Regions from separate parts of the Mus musculus genome. Here regions 1 and 2 are each linked to region 3. A link is a loop called in an ENCODE intact Hi-C map of the cell type or tissue named here. Cell type or tissue: gastrocnemius. All regions are shown on one strand. Region 1 has its middle 5.3 kb from the start of Gm10640. Region 2 has its middle 13 kb from the start of Gm10640. Region 3 overlaps Hpn (hepsin).

What was found. Peaks named below come from ENCODE experiments on the same cell type or tissue, not always from the same donor. Only the 100,000 strongest peaks of a DNase experiment are listed, where the experiment ranks them.
Region 1: it touches region 3 in a loop (2.8-fold over the local background); 3 of 42 quality-filtered maps call a loop at or near these places.
Region 2: it touches region 3 in a loop (10-fold over the local background); 11 of 42 quality-filtered maps call a loop at or near these places.

Annotation. Positions count from the first base shown.
Region 1 is chr7:31,155,793-31,158,292 of GRCm38, forward strand. It overlaps a transcript of Gramd1a not described here. Among named protein-coding and RNA genes, the nearest start is that of Gm10640, 5.3 kb to the right of the region's middle. In gastrocnemius, a CTCF peak has its summit at 950 (motif pointing left); a DNase peak (open chromatin) is centred at 942; H3K4me3 peaks cover 1,046 bases; H3K27ac peaks cover 1,426 bases.
Region 2 is chr7:31,173,978-31,176,477 of GRCm38, forward strand. No RefSeq gene overlaps it. Among named protein-coding and RNA genes, the nearest start is that of Gm10640, 13 kb to the left of the region's middle. In gastrocnemius, no CTCF peak of the experiment used is centred here; no DNase peak of the experiment used is centred here.
Region 3 is chr7:31,104,245-31,106,744 of GRCm38, forward strand. All of the region lies in intron 5 of Hpn (hepsin), which reads right to left. Among named protein-coding and RNA genes, the nearest start is that of Hpn, 9.8 kb to the right of the region's middle. In gastrocnemius, a CTCF peak has its summit at 1,328 (motif pointing right); a DNase peak (open chromatin) is centred at 1,334; H3K27ac peaks cover 955 bases.

The DNA.
Region 1 (2,500 bases), 52 kb after region 3:
TGGCTTGGACCTTGCCAGCACTCTGGAGACCCAGGATCCCTACCTTGTGAGTTCTTCCTTCAGTCTTACAGGATTCAGACCTCTAGTACAAGAGAAAGTCTGGCCCTTCCTTTTCTCCCTGCGTTGGGCTGGGCCAGAGACTCATGACCTTCAGGCCGGAACAGCTAGTCTGAGTGGAGTCCTGTTACCCTGGGGCCAGCTGTTCCTGGAAGAAAGTATAGAGTGGGGGAGGGGGAGGTGTTCCTACTACCGAGGGCACCTAGAGAAGGCTTCCTTCTCTGCCCTTTCTCCTTCACTCTGCTTGTTCAAACCTCTGATGGTCTGCTGCTTGTGCTGGCCTGCAGTGTAGCTTCTGCTCTCTGCTTCCCAGAGCTGCCGCTTCAAGTTCAGAGACCACCCCGACGGTCAGAACCCTCCCCTCATCTTCTCACTCTTGTGCACATCTCTGTCCCACACCAGCATTCCACACAGAGTAAACGAGGTGCTACCCCGCCCCGCCCCCCCCCCCCCCCCGCCAATATTTATGAGTGCCCTTGTGAATGGCTCCACCGAGTGCGAATCGCCCGCATAGGTTGTGGTCCTGGAATACTTGGTCGCCAGCTGGTGGCGTTGTCTGGGGAGGTTGTGGAACTTTTAGGAGGTGGAGCCTTGCTGAAGGAAGGACATCACTGGGGCAGACTTTGTGGGTTTCTAGCTTCTTGTCACTTCCTTTCCCCGCCCCCCATTTCCCCCTGTTTCTCTCTCCTTCCTGTGTGTGGGTGGGAATGTTACCCGTCAGCTTCCTTGCTTCTGGTACCGTGTCCTGCCTATTGCCGGGCCTTTCCCACCATGATGGATTCTGTACCACTGGAACCATATGCCAGAATAAACCCTTTCTTCCTTAAGTTCCTTTTGCTCATATTTTAGCTCAGCAACAGAAAAGTAACAAAGCAATGCCCCCTACAGGCACACCTTGGGAATGCTGGGTTGCCCTCTGGTAGTGGTCTTTGGGAAGCTCTGGCAACTTTGAGAAATTAGACTTACCCAATGGAAGAAGGGTTCCTGGGGGGGGGGGCACCCTTGAGTATATCTTGGCCCTGACCCCTTTCTGTGTCTCTTTCACCCTGCTTCCTGTACCCCCGTGAAGGGAGAAGATTCCCCCTATCACACCCTCCCACCAGCATGATTTTCTATCCGTGCACACAGGGGCCAAGAGGCCATGGCTTCGATCCTCTGAGATCCTGTTCTTTCTTTAAGTGTTTCTGTCCCGGTCACAGCAGCCAGAAAAGGAATACCAGGCTGCCTTAGGCCACACCCCATCCCACTCTGCCGCGCTTCTAGAAGCCTCCAGGACTTTCCATTTGGAACTCACCACTTGGTTCTTCCTCTATTAATTTCCCCACGTCGCTGTCTGCAGCCAAACAATGCATTTCAGTTGTTCTTACTCTTGAGTGTTATAAAATTCGGCCCTACCATGTGTTATTTTCTAAGACTTTTTTTTTTTTTTTCTTATTCAGCAAATACAGTAGTGCCTCTTAACTTTGGGGGATGCTTCAAAGTGATGGCTAACACACACTTCCTGGATACATTGGACAAAGCTGTGTTCCACATCCTGGGTAGGACAGACCAGAACCTCACAAACGTTCACTCCTACTTAAGGGGGTAACACGAGTTACAGTTTATGGACTAATCATTTCTAGAATTTTCCATTTAACATTTTTAGATCACTACAGAATAGGGATCATTCATTGGAAGCCTATAACGTGAAGCCACAGACAAGAAGAACCAGGGTACTTATAAGATTCCCCCATATGTCTGAGGTTAGCTATACTTCTTCTATCTTACCCAGTATACAATTTCCACTGTAGGAATGGATGACAGCTTATGCATTAATTTTTCCATGTCCATAGACAGTGCATTTGTATTTGTTTTTGTTTCTGTTTTGTTTTGTTTTTGGTTTTTTTTTTTACTGTGATGAGTGGATTTGGAATGCTGTGCCTATGTAAGTAAGAGATCTACTCATTGCCAGCCACCCCTGCCTCATCTCCTAAACCTGATCCAGAGTGGTTGGGCTGGACCTGTTGAGCTGCTCTAAAGCCCAGAGCTGTAAGAATACTTCAATTACATCAAACCCATACTCAGTCTTGGCATTAAATGATGCCATCTTTTCCTCTTACATCAAGGAACTTAAGAGTCAACTTAAGTTCTAAAAGAGTGAAAAAAATTAATGGTGGAAAGCTGACTGTTCTGCTCTGTTCAGCCTCCTTTCTGACACAGGCCTTTCCCTAATGTGAAAATCTGAAATCCCAGACCTCTAAAATCATGTCACAAGTCCGATGGTTTGGTGCATACAAACTTTGCATCGTACATGAAATTATTAAATACGTTAGTTAAAATCACCTCCGGGCTCTGTGTAGAAGACATATATAAAACACAAATAAATTCTGTAGTGCCATCTGGGTGGATAACATATACTGCGTGGATTCTCAGGGCAAAGTTGTGGTTCACATCCCGTGTAGGA
Region 2 (2,500 bases), 70 kb after region 3:
TTTGGAGGCCATGCAGGCTGGCTGAGTGGTGGAACCTTGTAATTGTGGACAGGTGGAGGGCTGCAGACAGACAACATTACCTCAGCCTGTCTTCAGTCCCCTTAATAGCCAGGCATTACCGACCTCCACATCTGACCTAACATCTTGGAGCTCTAGGTAATGCGTTTAGGAATGTTATCGCCTAGGGGATCGCTAGCTTCCAGTACCCAACACTGAGAATGGTAAAGACAGCGTCTGACGCCTGTAGGAAAAATTCGTCCCTTCCTGGTGTCACCTGCTAACTTCAAGGCCCCACCAACGTGTTTGGTACAGGAATTGCTCCATCTTCTGTGGCTCTTAAAGTAGTTTATATGAGTACTTCTATCACGCAGCACGTCCTTTGGGGTTGCCGCCAAGTTCTGCTCCTGCCCTCGGGGTATCTAGGCACCGGGGGCCAGAACAGAAAGAACGAAGCTTCTCCGCATGGGTTTGCAGGATCTCAGCTGGCTTAAGTGCTGGGGAGACAAAGTCTTCGCTGAGAGGTTCTCAGTGAAATAGTTCTCCTTTATTGGAATAACAAGAGCTATATAAACTTTGGGGAGTGAATAAGGGCTTTGGGGGTGAGTGTACATTATTGACTGGTGCCGAGGTGCTTACTGGGAGTGCTTCATTTGCATAAAGGGGAACTCCAGGTCCTTGTTGGGCATGTCCTTACAGGGAGAGAGGAAGTTAAAGCTGTAATTTGGCCACCTGGCTATGTGACTACCTCAGGGGTGGCAGAGGTCGGGGTCGAACAAGCTACGTGCATCGGAGGTTTGGACACGTCTCAACCTCACTCTTGCTCCGGGCTGGCTACCCCAGTCTCATGGCTCTCTGGCCCCATCTGGGGTAGCCTGAATCTGTGTTCCTGGACCACGGTCACCTGTACTTGGCTCAGAATAAATGACTTTTTTTTTTTTCCTGTTTTGGCTTTTTTTTTTTTTAAGATTAAAAAACAAAACAAAACAAAACCCATATGCATGTGTTGTGTGTGTCTGGTGTCTCTGTCAAGTGCATGAAGGTGCCCTCAGATGACAAAAGAGGGCGTTGGATCCCCTGGAGGTGGATTTACAGGCAGTCATAAGCCACTTAATGTGGGTGTTGGGAAGGGAACTCTATTCCTCTGAGGGCAGCAGTCATTCCTAACCACTGTCCAGCCCCCTTCAGAAGGCAACTTTGTGCAGTTGGTTCTTGCCTTCCTCTTCCGTGGGTCCTGGGGCTTGAACTCGAGTTCTCAGGCTTGCTCAGCAAGTCCTTTTACAGCAAGCTGCCTCACCAGCTATTCCCTCTGGGGCAAGATTTTTGTTTTTTGAGTTGATCCCATGTGACAGAAATGGAGAATGATGCAACATGGTGGTAAAGGGACATCCCAGTGCTTCAGGGAGGAGCAGAAGAGCAGAGATACCACAGCTGCAGGCCAGAGGAGAAGCAGCTAAGAAGGTGCGTGAGGGGAGACCTAGTCAGGATACAGCCACTGAAAGTTAATTCAATAAGAATTGTAGGATATCAGTTGGGGAGGGTAGTTGGAGAAATGACACCATGGTCCAAATGTTCCCTGTAGTCACGAAAAATGTAGTTGGCATTGCAACTGTATTCAGAGTTGGAGGACACACACACACACACACACACACACACACTCTTAGGGCTGAAAAGTGATCAGTGTGTAAAGTGCTTGCTGCACAAGCATTCGGACCTGAGCTTGCATCCCCAGCACTGTGGAAAAACCTGGGCGTGGTGATGCCTGTCTGAAGCCATGGCCCTAGGGATAGAGAAAGAGACTGATCCCAGAGCCTCACTGGGCAGCAGTCTAGCACCCAAAATGCCAGACTCCAGCCAGGCCTGGCGGTTAATGCCTTTAATTTTAGCATTTGGGAGGCAGAAGCAGGTGGGTTTCTGTGAGTTCAAGGCCAGCCTAGTGTTAGAGTTACAGGTCTACACTGAGCCTTTCACATGAATCCTGGGCACTTCATTAACTGAGCCATATTTCAATCATAAAAACACGTTTACTTTTTCCCTTTCTATTGTGATTGGAGACAGACTTGCTCTGTGTAGCCCTGGCTGTCCTGGTATTCACTCTGTAGATGAGGCTGGCCTTGGCCTCAGAGATCTGCCTGCCTCTGCCTCCTGAGTGCTGGGATCAAAAGCATGTACTATCATCAGGGTTAAGTATAGACACTCTGTCTCATATAATAAGAACAATAAATAATAATTTCCTCACACTCTAGACCAGGAAAAACCATAGTCTTTGGAGGCAGGTGCTCAGGAATTGGGAATTTTTTAAAAAAAATTAATTACTTTAAATTTTATTTTCTTGAGGTAGGTCCTACTACATAGGTCTTGGAACTTGCTATGTAAGACCAGGTTGGCTTGGAACTCAGAGCCAGATTGATCCCAGAGCCTCACTGGGCAGCAGTCTAGCACCCAAAGTGCCAGACTCCAGCCGGGCCTGGTTGTGCATGCCTTTAATTTTAGCATTTGGGAG
Region 3 (2,500 bases):
AGATCTCTGTGAGTTCAAGACTAGCCTGGTCTACAGAACGAGTTCCAGAACTGCCAGAGCTACAAAGAGAAACCCTGTCTCGATTAATGATGATGATGATGATAATGATAATAATGGAGAGGAGGAAGAGGAGGAAACGAGGAGAACCCAGGCTCTTCTGTCACCAAAGCAAAACCTGCGAGATGGAGTTAAACAGTGACTCTAGATTCCAGAGTCACCTTAGCTAGGTGGGGTGGCTTCTACTGTCCCAACACTTGGGAGGCTAAGGCAGAAAAGGTACTGAAGGTTTGAGGCCAGAGTGGGATTCGTTTCTAATTCAAAGCCAGTCAAGGCTACCCTGTTTCAAAAATCAAAACAAAAGTCACCCAGCCAATACATCATAAAGAAACTGACAAGAGTCAGGTGTGAGAGCATCCCAGCACTCAGGAGACTGAGGTAGGAGGCTCATGAGAATGAGGTCAATCAAGGCTGCGTTATGTCTCAGGAGAGAAGAATGGAATGGAGGGAGAGAAAAAAAGGGAGGGAGAGAGGGGGAAAAGAGGGAGAGAGGGGGCAAAATGTAGGACTGGGTTGTATCAGAAGGCTAACTTGCAGGAGTGGTTCTGTCTGAGGATGGCTGGGGCAGTCTGTGTGGATAACCAATGCTCCCTGGTCCTCCATTTGTCCCCATAAAGTCAGAGAAGCCCTGTTCACACCTGAGTCAGGGCAAAGCCTGTAAGGGCATTTCTTTCTATTTACCAACCAGCTTTGAACACACTGGTTCCTATTTTAGGCTGTAGACAAAAATCACAGCATTTCTCCTTGTGTGGAGTGCAAAGCCCAGGAGGGAGGACAGATAATGAGCAGGACAAATAACGGAAGCGTGTCCTGTGCCTCAGCAGAAGGGGCCATGGAGACGTGGAGGCTGACAGAAGGGAGGAGCTGGTAGGTGGGGGTGGCGTTGCACTTTGCTGTAAGTGGGCAGGCATGGACAGCTTCGCTGGGAATGTGCCGCGTGAGCAGCTAGGAGAAAGAAACGAAGGAGGTGAGAAGGATGCTGAGATCCGAGAGGGAACCGAGAACTAGGCCAGGGGAACTAAGGAACAGGAAGTGGAGATCTGAAGGCTGAGGCGGGGAGTTGGGTGAGGAGCAGCCAGGAGGCAGAGAGAGGTTGGCAGAGTTGGCTTGTAGCTGGACCAGGACTCAGCTCGGGGAAGGGGTCACACACTGACCTGATTGGGGGAATGTATGAGTTGCTTCTGGCTGCTGGTAGGGGCAGACTGTAGGGCAAGAAGAGCTAGAGTTCAGACTATGACCTCGATGTGACAGGGACAGAGGCTGGGCCAGCAGGGGGCAGCGCAGGGAAGAAAGCTGGATTCTGGGAATATTTCGTAGGAGAACATTACTAGGCCCAGTGGCACTGGCCTATCTTCTCACCTACTTAGGAAGCTGAGGCTAGCAGACCACAAAGTCCAAGCCTACCTGGTCTTTGGAGTGAGTTCAAGGCCAGCCTAAGTAACTTAGAGAAAAGGGTCTCACAGAGAAATGTAAATAAAAAGGGGGAGCTGATATCTTTGCATAGCAGTAAGTAAATCATCTGCCTAGAATCCCCCAGTGAGGGGCTGGGGGCGTGGCTCAGTGATAGAGCCCCTGCCTAGAATCCCCCAGTGAGGGGCTGGGGGTGTGGCTCAGTGGTAGAGCCCCTGCCTAGAATCCCCCAGCAAAAGGCTGAGGGTGTAGGTCAGTGGTAGAGCCCCTGCCTAGAATCCCCCAGTGAGGGGCTGGGGGCGTGGTTCAGTGGTAGAGCCCCTGCCTAGAATCCCCCAGCAAAAGGCTGAGGGTGTAGGTCAGTGGTAGAGCCCCTGCCTAGAATCCCCCAGTGAGGGGCTGGGGGTGTGGCTCAGTGGTAGAGCCCCTGCCTAGAATCCCCCAGCAAACGGCTGAGGGTGTAGGTCAGTGGTAGAGTGCCTGCCTGCATGCATAAGACCTTTGGTTCAATCCCTAGCACAAATTAAAAAAAAATAAAATTAAATGTACATCTCACAGACGGCTAAACATCACAGGATACACCTGTTCAGCTCAGACAGCTAACATCCGGCCAACCAGGATTTGAATTCAGACTGCCTGCTGGCTTCCACATTCTCTGCTTAGGTTTTCCTTTCTTTGGCCAGCACAGACTCATCCACAGCAAGACTCTAAAAGCTGGTAGACAGCTTGCTATAAAAACGGCCTCCAGCTGTGGGGTTCACTGAGAACTGCCTGACACCTCTCACTGAGTGCTGCTCACCATCCCCTGAGCACCCAGGATCAAGACAAGGACAGCAACTGGGAGTCAGTGGGCAGCATTCCTAACTGATCAAGAGATTTCCAACATATTAGGAATGTTTTTTTTTTTGGGGGGGGGAGGGGTGTATAGGATACTGGAACTGGGGGTGGGAACATCAAATGCATCCTTCATCCCTCCCTCCCTCCCTCCCTCCCTCCCTCCCTCCCTCCCTCCCTCCCTCCCTCCCTCCCTTCC